Regions from separate parts of the Homo sapiens genome. Here all the other regions are linked to region 1. Evidence: chromatin loops called from intact Hi-C (ENCODE). Cell type or tissue: endothelial cell of umbilical vein. All regions are shown on one strand.

Region 1 (8,000 bases):
TCCCCCTTTGAAAGGGACCAGAGTTTCCTCGTGGAGGACACTGAGCGGAAGCCAGAGCAGATCCCCTAGTGACAGGCATACGAAGTCTCAGGTGACGACAGGTTGCAAGATTCTGGATGACTTAGGGCTGAAATCTACATTGTATTGTGGAGAGGTAAGGATGGTATGTCTTGAGGAAGGGAACAGGGACACCAGGAAGTGATACATAGTGAGAGTTCTGTGAGGGGAAGATGATGGGATTGAGAAGAAGGGGGAGAGAGAGAGGAGCTGAGGGATAGAAGGAAGACATTCTAGAATGCCTACCATCCCCACATGGTATGAAGAGTGAGTTACGTGCTCCACAGCCAATTCTGAAAAATTTTACTTAACACTTTTTTTTTTAGAACACGTATTTAACCCTTTAGAAAAATAATCAGTGGGTCCTCCATTAGAGGTTTGCTCATTAGCATCCAGTATATAAACATGAAAATCTCTGGAAAATGTAGTCTACCTGTGCTCCTCATGCCCCTTGTTCAGTGATCACTGGACAGATCCCAACGCGCTGTATTGTGGATTTATGGGTGAAGAGAAGTGCTGGGCAGCAGACAACTGCCCTTCCTGGGAGATCATCAAGCCAATGTTTGATTTTACTCTCAACCTGTTTGCTAGTTCATTCTTTCTTTGATAAGAGATGTAGCTAGAAAGGAAAGTGCTGCCTGTCAATTGAATGGTGCCAGGATTTAGAACTGTCTAGTCTGCTATACACCAATAAGCCTCGTTTTTGTTTGTTTTGTGGAAATCACAGAGGCCAAGTTCCCTCTCTGTTTCCATCCCTGGTGCCTAGAAAAGTAATCCATAAGCTGCACTAATTGAGAAATAGCAGGTACAGTACTCCCTGCTTATTTGCAGTTTCACTTTCTGCAGTTAACAGTGGTCTGAAAATATTACAGTATTTTGAGAATGAGAGAGAGACCACATTCATATAAATTTGATTACAGTATTTTGTTATAACTATTCTATTTTATTAGTTATTATTAATCTCTTACTGTGCCTAATTTATAAACTAAACTTTATCAAAGGTATGTATGTATGGGGGGAAACAGTATAATATAGAGGGTTTGGTACTATCCATGGTTTCAGGCATCCACTGGGGGTCTTGGAATGTAACCCCCATGGATAAGGGGGACTACTATACTTGGCATCAAATGCCCAATCTTTTCTACAGTGAGCTCTCAGGCAAGTCTGGGACAGAAAATATTCTCTCCATGCACTACTACACTTGATTTTGCTCAGTAGTTTTCAGATTTTTCTTAAAAGCACAAACTTACATCAAATAAAATCTCAACACAGAATTCATACATGTCAACATATAGATGCAGAGCTCCTGTAGTCAAAGGAGAAGTAAGGGGAATAAGATCACTATTGCTTAAACTATCCCAGTTGCGGGAGGCCTCGAGATTCTAGGATTCTGCAGAAGAGATTTGAAAACCACCAATCTATAGGAATGTCCTGCATTGGTTCATACCTGAGAAAATTCTAAGAGAAACAGCATGTTCTAAGAGAAACAGCATGTTCTAAGAGAAACAGCCTTCAGTCTTCCCCTCCCAGGAAGTTATGACAGGTGCATATCACAAGCCAGGAGAGAAGATATGTGGGAGCTACACCAAAGAAGTGTTCTTCCTTGGAGTATTGCTGGACTGAGCGTGGTGAGAAATGAGGTGGGAGAAGATAAGTCGAGGATTTGTAGTCTGACTTTGGATACAGCTTCTGTACCAGTCTATGGTCCTTTCTTCCAGATCATCTATTGTTAGGGTGGTTACTTTGGGCAACTTCATCCCCGCCATGGAACACCCCCTACTCCTTTCCACTAGTGTCGTTTTCTCATGCCACTCCCCTATGCAGAGGCATTTCCCACTTGGGCTGCCCCAACTCACGTTATTTTTCCTTTCACGCAAGGCCTTATTGTTTAACTGATTCAGCAGTAAGTTTTACCAACTGTAAGGGATGTTTTATAGAGTCTGCAAATTTCCTTATTTCTAAGGTAAATAGCCTTGAGCAATGTTTACAATCTCAGGAAGAGTGGTTCAGATCAGGAAGAGTGGTTTACAATCTCGGGAAGAGCTAAGCGGATGCTAAGCTACTTGGCACACTCAGTGGTTGCATTCTTTTCATCATCCCAGGAGTGTGCTTTTCAAGGCTCAAGATTTCCTTTACTACCTGAAAACAGGAGAGAGATTTTATTACTTTTCTATTGCTTCCATAATAAATAACCACAAACCTAGTGGCTCAAACTAATACAAATGTATAATCTTACAGGTCAGAGAAGTCCAACACCAGGCTCACCAGACAAAGATCACGGTACTGGCAGGGTTGCATTTCTTTCAAGGATGGTGCTACTTTCTGTAGCCAAGAGTCAAGAAGGAGCAGAGACTGGGCCCAGAGAACACAGCTCTAGGAAGGGGTTGTTAGGCAGCAGCTAAGGATTCAGTACAGGGAATCTGCCAACCACAAAATCCTGGTAAGGAGGAAGCTCAGGAAAGAAAAGCTCTAACCTCAGTGTATGCCCCAAGAATGATTGATCCTTCAGTAGGGGTCCCTGGATGAGAAGACAGACATATGCAACAGACCTGTGGTGTCACCACACCTGCAGCTGAGCCACACAGCCACAGATGTACCACCTACCCCGAGCCCTTATGTAACGTGAAATAGGAAGTGATATTTATCGTAATAATCTGAGGTTGTTGGCCATGAAGCATCACTTAGTGAAAGCTCACTAAATCCCACCACCTTGACTGAGAGAAAGTTTGCCCAGTGGAGCAGCCTAGAAAGTCAGCCTCTGTGGTCATAAAGCAGGGTTGTGGGAGGTGGAGAGTGGGCCTGGAGGGGTGCACAGAGGCATCCAGCCAAAAGGCCAGGGGTTTCCTTTTTTAGGCTACTGCCCTCAGCAGTCATGTCTCTCTGAGGGCCAGGAATCTAGACTGAATTGAAGCTGGCGACATAATCCCTGGGTCACTCATGTCTTTCTAGAGTGACACTGCCTCCTGGAGGAAATCCCTGATGGTGCCTCATTTTTATTTCTTTTTTTTTTTTACATCCTCCGTGTCCAGTACCTGCTCATAGGAGACACAGTAAAGATATAGGTGTTGACCAAGTGCACATGGAAAACACATTGTTGTTCTGCATCAGTGATTTTAATTAAAAAATACGCCTCTGAAAGAAAGAAAGCTCACTGGTTTGTAGTCCTTTAAACAAAGTAATGTGATATTTAGTTGAGGTTTAAGTTATTGCACCACGTCTCTAGTACAGTTCAGTGTCTTTCTATTTTTAGACAAAGGTAAACCTTATTTTTGTTTCCTTTCAGAAGGGGTATATCCACTGAGACCAGAGGCCAAACTCCCTTTGTACTTTTCTTTTTATTTTATTTTTTTTGAGATGGAGTCTTGCTTCATCACCCAGGCTGGAGTGCAATGGCGTGACTGGAATCACTGCAACCTCTGCCTCCCGGATTCAAGCAATTCTCCTGCCTCAGCCTCCCGAGTAGCTGGGACTACAGGCGCACGCCACCATGCCCAGCTAATTTTTCTATTTTTAGTAGAGACGGGGTTTTGCCATATTGCCCAGGCTGGTCTCAAACTCTTAACCTCAATGATCTGCCTGCCTCAGCCTTCCAAAGTGGCATGAGCCATTACACCCCACCGAACTCCGTTTTTCATGAGTTGGTTTTACTCTGAGTTTAATTTTCTTCTTGTTGCAATGGTATGTCTATGTGAGACTTTCATTGCAGACCTTTTGCCACAGCCAGGATGGTCACACACAAATAGGTGCCTTTCCTCATGAAAAGAGAGGATACAGCTCTGTAGATTAAATACAGTCATGTGGGTTCTACCACAGCCTTCTCTTGAACATTGGCAAATATTTCTCTCTGGAGCAAGAGTTTTCATATATTGCTTAAGATAATCTTTGTGTTTAAAAATTTTCTGCCATATTCACATGTTATTTCCTCTATATGGGTTTTTTTTCCTCACATATTTCAGAAGTTCAACCCATGTTTTTGCCACAAAGGAACATCTCTTTTGACATCTAGCCCTCCTGAACCTCCGTGTGTCGTTTCAGCCTGCTGGGTCAGGCAGTATTTCCCACATCCTTTCTGGGTTCATTGGTATGCTGGCACTGATGGATTTTCAGCTACTGATCCTTAAAGATCTTTTTACAGCCTTCAAAATTGCATATATGTTGTTTGCTGAATCTCATCTTTGTGTTCAAAATATTTCTTCAAGTTTGATTTTGTGTTGAATTTTCTGTCACAGCCACTAGTGCATAAACAGCTTTTCTCCCATATGAATCAGGATGTTGTGACTCAGGTGGTAGACCCTGAGGAAAATCTTGCCACACCCTTCATAGTCACAAATGAATGGTCTCTTCCTCGTGTGCTTGCATAGGTGCTCTTCAAGCATCTGGACCTTATTGTAATTGGTGCTACATACAGTCCTGGAAGGAGCAGATGAACTTCTTAGAGAGTGCAGGGGAAGGAGGGGACAAGGGAGTGGGACTGGTCTCTAGCGGGCCACGAGAAATGCCTAGGCAATGCTCAGGGGTGACAATGCCTCGGCACCCACCCAGATCAGGTATGCAGCCACATGGGTGCACCAGCATATGGACCCAACACACAAAGCCAGCTACTTCCAAGAGCTCATTCTGGTGCCACCAGGCCCTGGCCTGTAAACACTTATTTCTGACCCACTAGTTTCACAGAATCATCATATTATATAATTTTCCTATTGCTTTTCCACCCCATACAAGACCTTCTGGGGTTATCTCTTTAAAAAATTAATTTGAAAAGGCCCTTTTTCCCATTTTCAAAATATTTGTTGATCTAACTGTGGTATTGAAACTGCCTTTGCAAAAATTGTAACAGTGAGAAAATTATGATGTGAAAGAGATCTCACCTAACTGACTCCATCTTATTTCCAACCTCCAAACTGCCCTTGTTCATTCCTGGGCAAAGGCCAAACTAACTTTTGGGAGGACTTCAGTTTGTAGTTTAACTTTGAAACAAAGATGATAACAGCCCTTTCCAGAAATGAATGTCCTTCTTGCCTGGGGACCAGATTGCCTTTGTAAGACGAACAAATTGGCAACAAGATTAGAAATTTTGGTTTAGGAGTCACTCAGCCAGGGGCCACATGATTCCAAACCTCCCCAGTCGCTCCTAGGGATAACATCGCTATTGTAAAACCCAAGATTAGTGCTTGAAATGTTTTTCAGACCCTAAAATTCTGATGCACCAGCTAGCACCATCCAGGCCAGTAATCTGGCTAAACCAGTTCTGCAATCCTGTCCAAAAACCAAAGACAGCAAGAAGAACCCACTTTGACCCCCTGTGATTTCATCTCCAACCCAACTTCTCAGCACTCCTCATTCTCTGGCCCCCTACCGGCCAAATTGCCCTTAAAAAACTCCAATCTCTGAATTTTCTGTCTTCTGTTTAGCTGGCTGTGCATGAATTAAACTCTTTGTCTATTACAATTCCTCTGTCTTAATAAATTGAGTTTATCTGGGCAGCAGGCAAAATGAACCCACTGGGCAGTTACAGTGTGACTTGAGCAATATACCTACTCAAATGTATCTACTGTAAATACTTTGAGTCTCTAGCTCTTGGTTTATTTTCAGCTAATTCCACAGAAGCTGGGATTGTTGAAAGACCTATCTTTATTTAGTGAAAAACAATAGAAACCAAATACCCTGGATCGAGTCAGGATAGAAAAATCTAAAGCTTAGCCCTTATATCCTGTATCAGGTATCTACTAATTCTCTCCTCCTCCAATTTTGTCTTGGCTTACAGCTATTGTTAGGTAATCTGACCCTATGTAAGCGCTCAAAGATGAAGTTGTATAAGTGGCAAAATGCAGAGACTTACAGGTGTGCCCTCTTGAAAGACATTTTAGTAAATACATGTGTGGTTTCTGGCTCCTATTGTTATTGAGGCCAGGCATTCCTGCTCCCATTGGTACTGCCATGAAGTACAATGTTTGGTTTCCATTTCATCTATAAGCTATAAACTCCATGGTGAACCTCATTATACTCAAACTTGTATTTCCGTGCCTAAGGTGGGCCCTGGCACATAGGAAGGTTTATTTCCTTTTAGACTAGAAGAATTTATTTCAGTTTTGTTGTTTGTTTGTTTGTTTGGTTTCACCACCGATATGGTGGTTATAAATTCTCTTATTTTTCTTTCCCTGATACTCTTATTTCACCTTCAATAATGAAAGACATTTTTGCTGAATGCAGAATTCCAAGTGGACAAGCTTTTCCCTTGTACTTTATTTATTTATTTATTTTTTTAGTTTGATTATGCTTTTTAATATTTTTTCTAGGTTATTTAATTTATTGGTGTACATTTTTTCTTTTCTTTTTTTTCATTATTTATACTTTAAGTTTTAGGGTACATGTGCACAATGTGCAGGTTAGTTACATATGTATACATGTGCCATGCTGGTGCGCTGCACCCACTAACTCGTCATCTAGCATTAGGTATATCTCCCAATGCTATCCCTCCCCCCCACCACCCCACAACAGTCCCCAGAGTGTGATGTTCCCCTTCCTGTGTCCATGTGTTCTCATTGTTCAATTCCCACCTATGAGTGAGAATATGCGGTGTTTGGTTTTTTTGTTCTTGCGATAGTTTACTGAGAATGATGATTTCCAATTTCATCCATGTCCCTACAAAGGACATGAACTCTGTTTCACTGTCTTGTGACTCCCCTTCTATTGCTTCTTATGAGAAAGCAGCCATCATTTTAATTGTTTCCCTGTATTCAATGTGTCATTTTTCTTTGTCTTCAAATATTTTTCTTCCATAGTTTGATTATGATGTAAATAGGAGTGTTTTTTCTACTAATTCTGTCTAAGCTTCATAAATTTGTAACTATATGTTTTATGCCACGTTTAGGGAATTTGGGCCATGATTTTCCTCTCAATTCTCTCTCTCGTCTTCTTTCAGGTCTTCAGTTTTGAATTGTCTCACAGATCCATAGGCTCTGTTAATTAAAATTTATTTCTCTGCCTTCTTCAAATCAGATAATTTCTATTGACTTGTAAGTCCATTGTTTCTTTCCTCCATCATTCCATTTGGTTCTTAAGCTTACCCAGTTAATTTTATATTTCAGCTGTTTTGTTTTTCAGTTCTAGAATTTCTATTTGGGCTTTAAAAAAATAATCTCTTTTCTTCTGCTGAAATTTCCCACTTTTTATTAGCTGTGAGCATATTTTCCTTTTTACTACTGAGCATCATTTTAATATACAGTTTTAAATAATTGTTGGCCAACATCTGGGTCATCCTAGCTTGTTTTCTATTAATCTTTCTCCTATGAATTGGTCATGTTTTCCTGCTTCTTTGAATGTTGTATAATTTTTTTTTTGAGATGGAGTCTCGCTGTGTTGCCCAGGCTGGAGTGCAATAATGCAATCTCAGCTCACTGCAACCTCCGCCTCCCAGGTTCAAATGATTCTCCCGCCTCAGCCTCCTGAATAGCTGGGATTACAGGAACCCACCATCATGCCCAGCTAATTTTTGTATTTTTGTAGAGATGAGGTTTCACTGTGTTGGGCAGGTTGGTCTTGAAGTCCTGACCTCAGGTGATCTGCCTGCCTTAGCCCTCTAAAGTGCTGGGATTACAGGTGTGAGGCACTGCATCCGGCCTGAATGTTGCATAATTTTGGATTGCATCCTCAATATTGTGAATGATGTGTTGTAAAAATTCCGGAATCTGAATGTTCCTCTGAATAGTACTGATTTTAAGCATATATTTAACTTTTATAGAATGAAACTGTAACACTGTATTTCCACTGTGATGAGTGTAGCTGAAATTTTACTTCAATTCCTTTAACTTTAACTAATTTGCTTTGAGTCTTTCCCCAATAGTCATGTTCAAGGATCACTCAGAGATTTGGGAAAATTTTGTACCTAGAATATGAGACCCATTGTTTGGCTCTCTCCTTTCTGGGAGTTTCTTCTTCACTTT
Region 2 (8,000 bases), 400 kb after region 1:
GAATGCCCCCACACCCCCGTTTATTTGTTAAATTATAGTCATGAATGGGAGCTATGGATGTCCATAAAAGATGACTCAGATAGGGGACATTTAAATTCTGTTCCACTGATAATATGAAAGGGGGCAAAATGAACCCTGGAGATGTTCATTGTGGAAATGGAAAATGTCCCCAAAGCATGGAAATCTTGGAAACCAGAAGAAAGAGGATTAAAGTGTCTTATCATCTAAATTATATTTTATTGGGAAAGCTTTTGGAGAGAAGACTGCCTCTTGGAATACTTTAGAAAGCTCACTTATTTTTCATTATAATGTGAAATAGCCCTGCCGCACTTTGATGCCATGAGTTATCACTCTTTTAATTATTTTCTTACTTATGTGTAGCAGTGTTAATGATAGTGGCTTATTAATAGAGTAAGACTGTTTTCTTTGGGTAATGGAGAATTGAACCACAATGCATATTTCAGACAGCTTTCCCTTCAGTCCTTGGGGATTTATTAAATACATCTGCTAGAAAGCAATTAAAGTCTTGTCAAGCAATCACGGTTTTTTGTTTGTTTGTTTGTTTGTTTGTTTTTGAGACAGAGTCTCGCTCTGTCACTCAGGCTGGAGTGCAGTGGTGTAATCTCGGCTCCCTGCAACCACCGCCTCCTGGGTTCAAGCAATTCTCGTGCCTCGGCCTTCCTGAAATATTGCATCCTGTGTCACTCTAGGTTCTGAGATGGGTGCAAAATAAAATGAAGAGAAGCATGAAAAGGGACTCTGAAATGTCCATTGTGTGCTGATAACTGAGCTGTTTCTGAGTCTTCTCCTCCTGACCCCACTTGTATCAGCAGTCCCCATTTCCCCTGTCATTCAATCAGTATACGTATAACCATGAAGGTCCAGCAGAGAATAACTTAAGGACACCTATTAACTGATTGCTTGCTGGGCATGGTGGCTCACGCCTGTAATCCCAGCACTTTGGGAGGCTGAGGCGGGTGGATGACTTAAGGTCAGCAGTTCAAGACCAGCCTGGCCAACATGGTGAAACCCTGTCTGTACTAAAAACACAAGAAATTAGCTGAGCACGGTGGTGCACACTTGTAATTTCAGCTACTCAGGAGGCTGAGGCACAAGAATCGCTTGAACCTGAGTGTTGGAGATTGCAGTGAGCTGAGATCGTGCCTCTGCACTCCAGCCTGGGTGACAGAGCGAGACTCTGTCTCCAGAAAAATAAATAAAATTTCACATTCATGTTATTTTTCTACTTATGGAAATAAGTAGAGAAATAAAATGAAGAAGGCATAAAGGGGAGGTGGGTTTAGATTTCATGTCTATAGTATACCAATATTCCATCCAGAGGCATCTGCAGCAAAACAGTACTAGCCTTAGGTCACACATCTCACATTTGTATACTGAGTACAAAAATATGACAGAGTACCTGAGGACTTGAGGCTGAGCTAGCAAAACAAAATGTGTCACCCTCGCTGTCCATCTTTCTCTCAGTATTCACAATATTTAAAATGTGGCTTCTTAGAACAATTTCAGATTTCACATAAAAGTTTCCCCAAATGGCTTCTTCAGACCCTGTAAGGGATCTGTGGACATACTCTGTGAGTCGTGTGTGTCCTTTACAGTTTTTAGTTCAGCGATTTCATTACGATTGAAAATATTTAGGATTTTCTAGATGCCAACCTTGAGACTGAGTCATTTACATTTACTGCCTAGATTTATTGTTTTGATTGTGTTGGCATTGGTTAATTTGTCACTTAGAGGGATAATATTACTTTGTAATGCAGTTTTTCCTCTTATGCAGGTCCACTGGCAGAGTCTTGAAGGTACATCTCTATGCCAGTTGAGATGAATTTAGTATTTTGACATATTTTAAAGCATTATGAGTGGAATTTGAGTTTTGTCCAAACAGATCTGCCTAAGCTTAAAGCTTATCTCTGGTTATTTAATGAATAATCCATTACATCTACATTTCTGTTCTTTTCGCACATTAAGGACAGCGACAGTCCTGAGTTTCCTTTTTCCCTCTTGGTTTTTGGCTGCATGCCAAAAAGGTGGCACCATCATGGCAGATTGGAGGCATCTGTCATTTTCTAGGTTCTCACCTGCAATGGAAATCTCCTAGAGTTAGTGCTTTGTTTACTAGATGTTAGAGTATGCTAGCACCTGCTGATAAATTTTCTTCAGGGGCTGTTAGGTAATACTGTTAAAAATAAAGTTAGTTAAAAACACCTTTCCACCACTAGAATGAATTTGTAATATTTCTGTGTTTGTGGTTTGTGTTTCAGATTAACTTCATCTACCTTGCCAAGAGCACAAAAAAAACCATGCTAACTTTAACTTTGGTATGTGCAATTACATTCCTCCTTGTTTGCAGTGGAACATTTTTTCCATATAGCTCCAATCCTGCTAATCCGAAGCCAAAGAGAGTGTTTCTTCAGGTGAGCAGTTTTGCATGAGGTATTTGAGATCTGGAAAGGAAGCCCTGTGTGTTTTGAGCTTCAGTAGTGAATAGCAAGCGCAGCTGACTTTTCTGCTGTTGACCTATTTAGTCATACTCACCTTTTTTGTGTGTAAGGCAGTGAGGAGAAGACTGACTGTCAAGAGGCATTCTTATCAGCTAGACATATATCTCCCAGGAGACTGAATTGGAAATGTTTGCTTGTTTTTATTACTATTCAAATTATAAAACTGCATCTATTTGGAAAAACAGGAGCAAATATTTATTATGGAATAATGAGTTTTTAGAAATATAGATTGTAAAAATGTATACAGGCTGAGTAAAATCTAAACTGTCAACTGGCAAAATAAAATTGATGTTTAGAAGTGCTAGTAAAATTAATCTTAAGTAACATTCAAAGTGATATGTGATAGTGAAACTATAACTTAGAAAGGGTTTAATAAAGTGAGTTTTAGGACTTACTTTCTTTTCTCTTTTTTTAAAATGGAGTCTTGGTCTGTTGCCCAGGCTGGAGTGCAGTGGAACGATCTTGGCTCACTGCAACCTCTGCCCCCTCGGTTCAAGTGATTCTCCTGCCTCAGACTCCCAAGTAGCTGGTATTACAGGCGCTCGCCACCACGCCTGGCTAATTTTTGTATTTTTAGTGGAGACAGGGTTTCACTACGTTGGCCAGGCTGTTCTTGAATTCCTGACCTCAGGTGATCCACCCACCTCGGCCTCCCAAAGTGCTTGGGATTACAGGTGTGAGCCACCACACCTGGCCAGTTTGAGGACTTATTTTAGATCTCAACTTTTTCTTCAAATTTTTTAGACCTGGTACTATAAAGCAGTAAGCCTCAATTCTAGTCATCTCTGTTAGAGATGGCTAAATTGTTAGTTTTTCTAAATTGTTTTTAAAAGTTCTCATACTACACAAATTATCTTATGCCTTATACCCATCCCTTTCTCATGTTTGTGAACACATACTAACATATTGTATATTTTGCATAATTCTTATTTGTATTTTATACTCTGTAAGTGAAAGATCCTGCTTCAAGATAACATATACCCTTAAGGGCAAGAGTCACATCTAACCTAATCTAGCCAAACAGAAATGCCAGAGGAATTATACCTAGATAATTATTCAAGGACTTAAAAAATTAAAAACACTTAGGAGGTTTTGAAAAGGGGCCAAATAACAATTCCTTGTTATAGTCCTGAAGGACACTGTGATAAATTTTATGTGAGATTTTACAATTTGTAAAACCTTTAGTGAAGAACGGATTTTTTTTTAGGAGGTTCAGTGTGTTTTTCATGATGTATTAAGTTTTATAATTATGTCAGTAATACTTAGGAAAAGCAGGATTTTTATTTTTAAAAAGTCATTTTCTGATTTGTTTGGGGGTTCTCTTCCACTGTGCCAGAAGTTGGCAAACTTTTCCTGTAAAGGACAAGATAATATTTTGGGCTTTGTCAGCAATACAGTCTGTTGCAGTGAAACAGAGCGAAAGCAGCAACAGAGTATACCCAAACAAATGAGTGTGGCCATGTTCAAATAATGGTTCGTATATAAAAACAGTCAGTGGACAGTTTGCCCTGTTGGCTGCAGTTTGCCGGCTCCTGCCCTATGCAGTGTTTTTTTTTGTTTGTTTTTTTCCTGATTGGTATTCTTCAGGCTGGTTTCTGCCGTGAATAAAGTTATTTCAAATGGAGCACGGTGCCTTTTCATAGAATTCTGTTAGGCACAAGGCTGTCATCTAGTGGTGAGCTGCAATTCCCACTTTTCTCTGCACATGAATTAGCTTCATAAAACACTAATAGGGAAATGAGTGTGTATGTATATATGTGCTTAGGATGTATTTGTTTTAAATCCTTATCTAAAAGCAGCTCTAACATTAACGTCTTTTAAGTCTGAAATAGTAAGTTTCAAAAACATTTTATAGGAATCCTAAATATATTTGGAAGATACAATAAAACAATAATCTATATATCTATTTTCCAGTTTAAAATAAAGAACGCTAGCAGTACCTTAGAAACTCTCAGTGTCTTATTCACTTGCTCCATATCCACATCATTTCTTGGTATTGTCATACTCCATTTTTGTAATCTGGGGTGGGAATGTGGGTGTACTAGTTGAAACAGTTTTTTCACTAGTCTTTTTTTTTCAGCATATGACTAGAACATTCCATGACTTGGAAGGAAATGCAGTTAAACGGGACTCTGGAATATGGATCAATGGGTTTGATTATACTGGAATTTCTCACATAACCCCTCACATTCCTGAGATCAATGATAGTATCCGAGCTCACTGTGAGGAGAATGCACCTCTTTGTGGTTTTCCTTGGTATCTTCCAGTGCACTTTCTGATCAGGTTGGTTCATTATTTTTCTGCTTAAGGTTAGTTTGTTCTCAAGTCTTGTCACCATATCAGTACTCTTATCATTTAAACTGCCATCCTTTAATATACAAGTTCAGTGGTGTTTGTACTATTTTTTCTATCATTATGAAACTTTTTTTTTTTTTTTAGTGGAATAAAGCACTCAGAAGAGTAGTTTTGTTTTTTCAAATTTTAAAAATCTTTTCTCTAGAAACCTGAGTGGTTAGAAAAGGTGGCCCTTCTAACTAATATAATAGCCAATAAGCATCTATCTCAAAAATTGTGGCCGGGCACGGTGGCTCATGCCTGTAATCCCAGCACTTTGGGAGGCCGAGGCGGGTGGATCACCTGAGGTCGGGAGTTCGAGACCAGCCTGACAAACCTGGAGAAACCGTGTCTCTACTAAAAATATAAAATTAGCCGGGCATGGTGGTGCATGCCTGTAATCCCAGGTACTCGGGAGGCTGAGGCAGGGGAATTGCTTGAACCCGGGAGGTGGAGGTTGCGGTGAGCCGATATCGCGCCATTTCACTCCAGCCTGGGCAACAACAGCAAAACTCTGTCTCTCAAAGAAAAAAAAAAATTGTTTTCTCTGGGAAGATTTTATAGCTTGGCAGTGAAGGACTGGATGAGAAGAAATAGGATGGGTGGTGGAATCAAGATCACCTAGGTTACTCCTTTGTTCTTAACATTGGGAAGGTTTTATTACAAAATAACCTAAATTTGTTGGAGTTGGCATTGCTTATCATGTCTGTCAGTTTATTTTCATACCCAAAAATGTGTTCATATATGCTGAACAGTTCTGTGAGTTACAGATAGCCATCAAATAATAAAGCACCCTAAAACTGAAGCTTCCTTTCTAAATAGGAAAAACTGGTATCTTCCTGCCCCAGAAGTTTCTCCAAGAAATCCTCCTCATTTCCGACTCATATCCAAAGAACAGACACCTTGGGATTCTATAAAATTGACTTTTGAAGCAACAGGTAAGTCATATAATAGTTTTTTCTCCCCTCCTTTATTTCTTAAACTTGTTAATAAGTGGCATGTATGTTTTTCCCTCAGATATATCACAGGAACCAGCAACTTAGGAAGAGCCTGTGATGTTTCTAAAATCAATTGAAGCTGGTTATGACTTCTTTTTTTTTTTTTTTTGAGATGGAGTCTCGCTCTGTCGCCCAGGCTAGAGTGCAGTGGTACGATCTCGGCTCACTGCAACCTCCGCCTCCTGGGTTCAAGTGATTCTCCTGCCTCAGCCTCCTGAGTATTTGGGATTACAGGTGTGTGCCACCATGCCTGGCTAATTTTTGTATTTTTAGTAGAGACAGGGTTTCACCATGTTGGTCAGGCTGGTCTTGAACTCCTGACCTCATGGTCTGCCTGCCTCGGCCTCCCAAAGTGCTGGGATTACAGGTATGAGCCACCACGCCCGGCCAAAGCTGGTTATGACTTCTTAACAAAAATTTAATAGGCCAGGCATGGTGGCTTATGCTTGCTACTCAGGAGGCTGAGGTAGGAGGATTGCTTGAGCCCAGGAGTTCAAGACCAGCCAGGGCAACATAGTGACATCCCGTCTCTACAAAATTAAAAAAAAAAAAATTAGCTGGGCATGTTGGTGCATGCCTGTAGTCTTAGCTACTTGAGAACTTGAGAGGCTGAGCTGGGAGAATCACTTGAGCCCAGGAGGTCAAGGCTGATAGCACCACTGCATTCCAACCTGGGTGACAGAGCAAGACCCTGTCTCAAAAATAAAAATTATTTTTATTTTTTGGAGCAATGTTAAGTTTACAGAAAAATTAAGTAGAAATTATAGAGTTCTCATATCCTGCCCCCCGATTTTCCTCTATTAATGTCTTGCATTAGTATGGTGCATTTGTTAAAACTGATGCACCAGTTTTAACACTGATATATTATTATTAATCGAAGCCTGTTGTTCCCACTCGGGTTCATTCTTCGTGTTGTGTAGTTCTATGGGTATTGAAAAATGTGTGATGCCATGTATCTACCATTACAGTATCATACAGAATAGATTTACCATCTAGAAATGCCCTGTGCTTCACCTATTTATCTCTCTTTTCTTCCCACTCTCCTTAGCAACCATTGGTCTTTTTATTATCTCTGTAGCTTTGCCTTTTCCAGGTATCATATAGCTGGAAGCACAGAGTATGTAGCCTTTTTCGACTGACTTCTTTCACTTAGAAGTATGCATTTAAGGGATCCTCCATATCTTTTTGTGACTTGATAGGCCATTTCTTTTTATTGCTGAATAGTCCGTTGTGTAGATGTACAGCAGTTATCCATATTTGAATAAGGCTGCTATAAAGATTCCTGGGCAGGTTTTTGAACTCATTTGGGTAAATGCTTAGGAGTGTGATTGCTGGATATTATATATGGTAAGCCTATGTTTAGCTTTGTAAGAAACTGCCAAACTGTTCTTTCCATTGACTGATTTCTCTGTTCTTTTGCCCATACCACAACTGTCATGATCACTGTAATTATATAGTTAAGTTTTGAAGTTGGGTAGTATCAGTCTTCCAACTCTTCTTCTCCAGAATTGTGTTTTGTCTTTTGCCTTTCCATGTAAACTTTAGAATCAGTTTGTCAATATTCACAAAATAACTTGTTGGAGTTCTGATTGGGATTGTATTGAGTCTGTAGATCAAGGTGGGAAGAAATGATATTTTAACAATAATGGCTTTTCCTATCCGTGTTGGAATATCCCTCCATTTATTTTTATCTTGTTTGATTTCTTTCATCAGTTCTGTAGTTTTCCTTATAGAATCCTTATATATATTTTGTTAGATTTATTTTTAAGTAGTTATTTTTGGGGGTGCTAATGTATTAATAAATGGTATTGTTCATTGATGGTCTACAGGAAAGCAACTGAGTTTCAGATTATTACCCTCATATCCTGCAGCCTTGCTATAATCACTTATTAGATCTAGGAGATTTGTTTTTGTTTTTGTTTTTGTTTTTGTTTGGTTTATTCTTTAAGAAGATTTTCTTTTCTTTTTCTTTTTCTTTTTTGAGACAGTCTCACTCTGTCACCTAGGCTGGAGTGCAGTGGTACGATCTCGGCTCACGGCAACCTCTGCCTCCTGGGTTCAAGTGATTCTCCCGCCTCAGCCTCCCAAGTAGCTGGGAATACAGGCACCCGCCACCACACCTGGCTAATTTTTGTAATTTTAGTAGAGA
Region 3 (8,000 bases), 110 kb before region 1:
TTTTCCCTTTTGCTTCAACTATGTTGCCCTTATATGAATTATTTTCCCTTTCTAGCAAGCTCTACATGTTGTCTGTCACTGTCTTATTTCCTCTGCTCAATGTCTTTCCCAACTTTCTACAGATGATGATTCCCATCTACAGACTCGAGCCTTCACCAATTCCTGAGGCAGTCCTGAAGATGGTGGCAGTCCAATCAGTAACACCAGCAACCTGATGCATGCTTTCCAAAAAGAGCTCAGGCTGCATAGGTAATCTCTGAGTTGCAGGTTTCCCTTCCATCCCTCAATCTTGGCTTTATGTGTAGAGTAGCCTTTGGCCTCAGTTTTCCTCCCCAGTATCTGTACCTCTGATATTTTTTGGTGCCTCCTATTTCCTTTGATTCCCCTCTTCCCCAGTCACTTCCTGTAGTATTGCTGCAAGTGGACAGACATAGCCTAGAGTCATGATATAGCTACCTATGTGGCTTTAGTTACACCTGTCATCTCAGCTCTGCTATCCATTCCTGGATTGCATTCCTTTAGCATTGATGCTTCCCCAATCTATGGCAAAGCTTTGCTGTGCCCTTTGGATGCTGTATTATACACTGTTTAGCTGCTTCTGCTTCCTTGGGACTATTGCATACTTTGTATTGGACAAATTATCTAAAAAAGTCAGTGTTCTATTAGCAAAGATAGAAGGCAGAGTGGCTGACAGGTTAGCTACCAAACAGCTTTTGGCATATCACCTACTGATATTGGAAGTTCCCAACTAGAAGGGCCCTGTAGAATATCTAATGACAGAGCTCACAGTGGGAAGTGTTACTCAGATACTCAGAGCTTCCAATTAGCTTTTTAGCCCCTCACTGTTAAATATGAGAAGGCAACCAAAGATTATCAGACATTTGAGGAAGGCTTTATATACAAAAGAAAGAAAACAAAACATACAAACATAAAAAATAATTTGGAAAAGATAAAGACAATGTAGGGAGAAGAATAACAATTTTAAATTATCATTAATATTCTTAGAGACATGAGGGAAGATATAATAATGAAAAAAGAGAACACTATAAAAGAATATTTACAGAATAAAAAGGAGGTCTTGGAAACTAAACATGTGATCACAAAAGCAATAAACTCAATGGAAGGATTAGGCAATAAAGTTGAAGACATCTCTGATGATAGAGCAAAAAGTAAAGGAAATGAAATATAAGAGTGAAAAGAAAAAAAATTAAGGCATTCTAGGAGGTCTAACACTTGAGGTTCCAAAAACAACTGGGAAAATAGAGCTGAGAAAACTGTCAGTGTAATAATTCAAGAAAATTCCCTGGAACTAAAAGAATCCATTTCAACCTAAGTTTGTAAGGTACATCACTGTGAAATTTCAGAACTCAGGAGACAAAGAGAAGATTCTATAAATTCCTAGAGAAAAAGAGAGGTTTTCTTTTTTAAAAAGGTCAAATACAACAGGCTAGGAATCAGAATGGCCTCAGATTTTTCAAAAGCAGTAGTAGAATCTAGGAGGCAATGGAGCAATGCCTTTAAAATTTAACCTAGAATTTTGTACCCAGCCAAATTATCAATCAAAAGTGAAGGCAGAATAAAGACATCTTAAGACATGCAAAATTTCATAGTTTACCTACCATGTAGACCTTTTCATACTCAGAAAGTTACTGGAGGATATGCTCCACCAAAACAAGGAAGAGGAAGACTTAGGGTACATGAAATGGGTGATACAGATGGGACCAAAGGAATTCCCAGGATTAATGATGTAGACTCTAGGATGAGGGTAATGCACTAAGGCATCGAAGGCAACTAGTTCAGATTGGAGCATTTCAGAAGACTCTGGAAAAGGCTTCTTTAAGAAGATGTAATTGATAGAATACATGATACATATGAATGTGTTAAACAGAGATTTAGGCTGCTCGCAAAGAGGTTAATTCAAATTCAAGCCAGAGAGAGAGCTGAAAGTGGATACAGACCTGCAGACTAGTTTAAGCAGGGCAGGAGATGTCAGCATAGGAGAGATACCCCCCAATAACAGGAAGGAGATTCCTTTGTTCCAAGAGCCAGATGGAATATTTGATCTTACTGGGCATTTATTGATATTGATATTTGGTTTCTCTATTCATCCTCATTTAAGAAAGAAGTTACCTCTAATGTCAAGGATATTACAATTACGGTTTTATCTTTTTTTTTTAGACAGAGTTTCGCTCTTGTTGCCCAGGAAGGAGTGCAATGGCACGATTTTGGCTCACTGCAACCTCCGCCTCCCAGGTTCAAGTGATTCTCCTGCCTCAGCTTCCCAAGTAGCTGGGATTACAGGCATGCGCCACCAGCCAGGCTAATTTTGTATTTTTAGTACAGATGGGGTTTTGCCATGTTGGCCAGGATGGTTTCGAACAGTTTTATTTTCAATTTCCATTAGCACCAAAAACATCAACCCCTTAGGCCTCAAATCTTAAAATTGTGTTATTTCTGTCCAGGCAGTTTCCCCCAAACAGACTTAGTTTCCCTGAAATACTGTGACATCAGTGACAGAAGTTATGTAACAGGTGAACATTCAGGAAACAATAATATCTGCCTTGGTGACTGTAGGTAGCTAATGGAATCTTTGCTGCAATTGCCAAGTTAGAGAAGCATTACTATAGTCTTGTTTTAGCATGCTACCAGATTTAAGTTGGTCTTTTTATGTCTCTGTTTATTTTAGGGTTGACTTGCTTGTTTTCTTATATCAGGGACTTCATAGTGATAACAACCATTTCTGTATCTCCACCTGCAATCACTTCATTTAATTCAGAACCTTCAACAACTATATGGAGATTTGTGGTCTTCTCCCTCCCCCTCTTGACTTCCCCTCCTGTGGTTTGCTCTTAGCTTTCCTACATAGGCAGAAGGGGTGTTAGGGCCCTTACTTTCTTGAAAAGAAAGAGAACAGATTCCAGGTTTTAAAAGACTATTGAGTAGGCGTAGTGGCTCACACCTGTACTCCCAGCACTTTGGAAGGCTGAGGGAGGATTGCTTGAACTTGGGAGGTCAAGATTGCAGTGAGCCAGGATTGCACCACTCCATTCCAGCCTGGACAACAGGCTTTTTCTTTCTTTTTTTTTTTTTTAAGAAAAAGAAAGAAATCCTGGCTGCAGCTGCTTTGCATTTACTGATTGACTATTTCATGCCCACTATTTATAGAGCAGTGCTTCTTAAAGTTTAAAGTACATACAACTCACCTGTGAGAATTTTGTTGAAATGCAGATGATTCCAATTCTGGGGTAGAATTTGAGAGTCTATTTCTAACAATCTCCCAGGCAATGCTGCTGCTGCTGGTATATGGACTACACTTTGAGTAGCAAGGATAAAGACCACAAATACTCAAAAGTATTAAGAAATTTGGGAGAAAAAGTATTTGGGCTTTGTTTATAAGTATCAAGCATGATTATGTGGAAAGGAACAATGGCTACCTGCTGTCTGTTCAGTATAGCTTAATGTGTTAAAAATCATATTTTATTTCAGATAATATATTAGCTGCTGTAGATCTTAGACCTGGAAATTACTGGCACTTCAGCTGGCGTAATTCTCCCTTAGATACTAGAGATCTGTTCTTCTGAGCTAGCAACGTGCAAGTATATTCTTTTAGAAGTAAAGAGTAGAGAAAGGACAGAGATAGCAGAGAGGATGTTAAGATGGAGATGGATCAACAATATTACCTGCCAAGAGCTCAAACTCAAATTTCACAAGGTTTTGGGTACATAAGAATCAGCTAGGGTACTTGAAAACAGTGCAGATCACTAGGCTGTGTGCTTAGAGATCCTAATTTGATAGGTCTGGTAGTGGGAGAGGGGAGGCAAGGATATGTATTTTAAAGAAGCACCCCAAGTGAATCTGAGGCAGTTGGTCCCTGGACCATGATTTGAGAAACATTGCATTAGAAAGACTGGTGGTAGTCTCTGTAGGAAAAGAAAAAACATATAATCACAGCCAGGAAAATATTTCCATCTATTTTGATTGGAGTCTTTTTGAGTTATAGGAGAGAAATAAAAGATATCACCCCTGGTCAGTGAGCAGACAGTTCTAGGTTATGTGTAACTATAAATTAGGCAGCTATAAACTCTGTATCAGCACTCTGAGGCAGAACTGATGTCCACAATTCATAGGAACATGGAGTTTTAGAGCTGATAGGAACCATAGAGGCTTTCCAACTCTTTTAGCTGTGACCCATAGTAAGGGATGTACTCTGATTTTTTTGTTCTGTTTAAATTAAAAAAAAATCTGGTCATGATCTATTATATTGATTTTAGCTAGTATGTTATAATTTACTACTTCAGAAACACCAGTCTAGTGCAGTCACTTCATTTAACAAATAAGAAACAAGCTTCGAGAGGTAAAATGACGTGTCCAAAAGTCACACAGCTGTGAATAGTAGATCTCAGAGCTAGAAGTCACATCTGAGGCTTTTAGTCCAATAGCCTGTCCACCATGGTCTACCATATATCTAAGTGTTTGTTTTGTTGATCTTAGCCTGTTTTTTCTCAGGACAAAGTGGTTTATTTGTATCTACTAGATTGCCTATCTAGCTGAAACATTTTGAAGAGTACAAATGTCTTTTCACTAAATGAACCACTAGATGGTAGTGTAAACTCTTCTGATGGTGGACTGTTCAATTGAGCCAAGGTGAATTCTGGTTTGTGTATTGCACATTTATCTTATAATGCTGTAGACTGCTATTCTCTATGTATAAGTTGAGCTTTATGCCCATCTTGAAGAAACTGTTTTACATTATTTTACAAGCAGGATACATTTTGTTATTTGGTATATCTTTTTTTCATTTGTGTGAAAGAGAGATTTAGAAAAACAAACTTAAGTCTTAGTGCAGTGGCTCACACCTGTAATCCCAGCACTTTAAGAGGCCGAGGCAGGAGGATCACTTGAGTCCAGGAGCTCAAGACCAACTTGGGCAAGAATAGGGAGATCCCTGTCTCTACAAAAAATTAAAAACAAACAGGCTGGGTGCAGTGGCTCACACTTGTAATCCCAGCACTTTGGGAGGCCAAGACAGGTGGGTCACCTGAGGTCAGGAGTTTGAGACTAGCCTGGCCAACATGATGAAACCCTGTCTCTACTAAAAATACAAAAATGAGCTGGGCATGGTGGCAAGTGCCTGTAATCCTAGCTACTTGGGAGGCTGAGGCAGGAGAATCTCTTTAACCCAGGAGGCGGAGGTTGCAGTGAGCCAAGATTGCACCACTGCACTCCAGCCTGGGTGACAGAGCAAGACTCTGTCTCAAAATAAAAAATAACTAAATAAATAAAAATAAAAACAAACAAACACATATGTTCCCAATATCCCCCAAAGAGCCCTCTTGTTTTGTGTTCAACAAATTTTTCTTTTCCAGATTCTGATTTTATACGACTTTAAATAATTAGTTTCTATTATTTCTATTATTCCAGGTTGAAAACTAAATTTCTTTTAGTATAGAAAATCTATGTGGGCCCTTTCAGATTTGAAATAAGCAAACAAAAACTCCAAACAACTTTATATTTATCATCTCCTAAGAAACACTCTACTTTATAAGATTTGTTTTCTTTAGTTATAGCAAGGTTGGCAGCATAAACTATGCATGTACTAGGAGCTTTTGAGGGAGGCGAATATGAACACAATGCTACTTGCAGGGGCTTCAGCGTCAGTCAGGTAGGCTGAAGAGTTGAACCCTTCTTCACAGCTTAAACCTGAAGAAAAAGAAGGAGTCAGATGGGTTGTCCTTGACACATACTCCTTTTATCCCTTTTTCCCTCCTCCTACTCAAGTTCTCCTTTTGTACAAGAAAGAAAAGTGGATTCAAGGACATAGGAAAGAGGAAAGGATAAAACATGTGATAGTTTGGCCAGGCGCAGTGGCTCATGCCTGTAATCCCAGCACTTTGGGAAGCCAAGGCAGGTGGATCCCTTGAGCTCAGGAGTTCAAGACCAGCCTCGGCAACATAGTGAAACCCTGTCTCTACAAAAAATACAAAAATTAGCCAGGCATGGTGGTGCATGTCTGTAGTCCCAGCTACTAGGGAGACTGAGGAGGGAGGATTGCTTGAGCCTGGGAGGTCAAGGCTGCAGTGAGTCATGAGTGTGCTACTGCTCTCCAGGCTAGGAACAGAGCAAGACTTTGTCTAAAAAAAAAAAAAAAAAAGATGGTTAAATTTATGTGTCAATTTGGCTGGGCCACAAAGCCCAGATATTTGGTCAAATATTATTCTAGATGTTTCTGTGAGGGTGTTTTTCAATAAGATTAACATTTAAATTGGTGGAGTTTGAGTTAAGCAAATTGCCCTCCATAATGGGGGTGGGCCTCATCCAATCAGTTGAAGGCTCTAATAGAACAAAGACTGATTGAGCAAGAAGGAACTCTGCCAGCAGACTGCCTTTGGTCTCTAATTGCAATTCTTACCTAAGTCTCCAGCCTGCTAGTCTATCTCATCCAATTTTGGACTCACTAAGCCTCCATAATCACATGAGCCAATTTCTTAAAATAACCCTCCCTTTCTCTCTATCACATCTTGTTGGTTCTGTTTCTCTGGAGACCCCTGACTAGTACACAAAGTAAAAGGTTAGGTAAGCTAGGGGACTTCAAAATGATTAACCTACCTTACAAATGAAAAATGGAATGAAAACAAATGGAAAAATAATTAGTACACTACTATTCTTCCCTCTGTCCCTCTCCCACAACTTCCACTTCTCTGAAGCCTTGACAAATGCAGGGACTAATTCTGTTTTCTGCACCGTTGTATCCATGTTGTTCACTATAATTTTTGCCATATCCTAGGCTCTTGTAAGTATTTTTTTGGCTGGATAAATGAATTGTTAGGAGTCTTAATTGTAGAACTGGGGGAAGGACTCATGCTAGTGTCACAGGAGCATGAAATTCAATGCAATTCTGATCAAAGTCTCAATTGTGTATTTAAGCCCTAAGAGCTAATTTTAAAATTCATATGTAAATGCAAAATATCAAGAATGGACAAGCCATTTTTGAAGAAATACAGGTTGGGAGGCTTGCTATACTGGAATCCTGGGTATTAGGATTTATAAAGCTACGTGTTCAAAGATAGACAAATAGATTAATGGAATAGAATAGAGAGTAAGAAATAGATCTTTGCATATATGGAAACTTAAAGCAAATCAGTGGAGAAAGAGTAGATGTTTGAATAAATGATGCCAAGGAAGTTGACTATCCATCCATGTGATAAAAATGAATTCTAGGTGCATTGATTTATTTTTTTAATTAAAAAACATTTTTTGAGACTGAGTCTTGTTCTGTTGCCCAGGCTAGAGTGAAGTGGCGCACTCTCAGCTCACTGTAACCTCTGCCTCCTGGGTTCAAGCGATTCTCCTGCCTCAGCCTCCCGAGTAGCTGGAATTACAGGCACCTGCCACCACGCCTGGCTAACTTTTGTATTTTTAGTAGAGATGGGGTTTCACCATGTTGGCCAGGCTGGTCTCAAACTCCTGACCTCAAGTGATCCACCTGCCTCAGCCTCCTGAAGTGATGGTATTACAGACGTGAGCCACTGCACCCCTTGTAGGTACATTAAGATTTAAATGTGAAAGACAAAATTATGAAATTGTTAGCAATGATATAGAAAAATGTCTTAATGACTTGAAGTAGGAGAGAATTTCTTAAATAAGAGAAAAAAGGACAAACCATAAAGGAAAAGATTCATAAATTCAACTCTATTAAGAATTTTTATTTACCAAAATACAGCAAAGAGAATGAAAACACAGGCACAAACTGGGAAAAGACATTTACAGTTGATGTAACTGACAAAAGGTCAGTACCCAGGATATACACATAACTTTTATATATCTTTTTCTAAGAGTCAATAGAAAATGGGCAAAACCTTGAATAGGCATTTCATAGTAGAGGAAAGCAGAATAGCCAATTAACCTATTAAAATATTCTACCTCATTAGTAATTAAGGAAATGCAAATTAAAACCATAACATAATACCATGTTACCCCACCCATGAGACTGGCAAAAATTA

Evidence for each region. Hi-C counts contacts between places; a loop is a spot of excess contacts. Peaks named below come from ENCODE experiments on the same cell type or tissue, not always from the same donor. Only the 100,000 strongest peaks of a DNase experiment are listed, where the experiment ranks them.
Region 2: it touches region 1 in a loop (3-fold over the local background); 2 of 110 quality-filtered maps call a loop at or near these places.
Region 3: a loop joins it to region 1, with 16 times the contacts of the local background. A loop is called at or near these places in 73 of 110 quality-filtered maps.

Annotation. Positions count from the first base shown.
Region 1 is chr9:6,192,529-6,200,528 of GRCh38, reverse strand. It overlaps the pseudogene GTF3AP1. Among named protein-coding and RNA genes, the nearest start is that of IL33, 19 kb to the left of the region's middle. In endothelial cell of umbilical vein, a CTCF peak has its summit at 3,026 (motif pointing left); DNase peaks (open chromatin) are centred at 2,048, 2,748 and 2,998; H3K27ac peaks cover 584 bases.
Region 2 is chr9:5,795,608-5,803,607 of GRCh38, reverse strand. ERMP1 (endoplasmic reticulum metallopeptidase 1) reads left to right here. Exons shown (of 15, transcript NM_024896.3): 11 at 2,280-2,432; 12 at 4,600-4,802; 13 at 5,676-5,791. Among named protein-coding and RNA genes, the nearest start is that of ERMP1, 34 kb to the left of the region's middle. In endothelial cell of umbilical vein, a CTCF peak has its summit at 4,207 (motif pointing left); a DNase peak (open chromatin) is centred at 4,157.
Region 3 is chr9:6,302,753-6,310,752 of GRCh38, reverse strand. All of the region lies in intron 1 of LOC107987046 (a long non-coding RNA gene), which reads left to right. Among named protein-coding and RNA genes, the nearest start is that of TPD52L3, 22 kb to the left of the region's middle. In endothelial cell of umbilical vein, a CTCF peak has its summit at 4,586 (motif pointing right); a DNase peak (open chromatin) is centred at 4,622; H3K27me3 peaks cover 223 bases.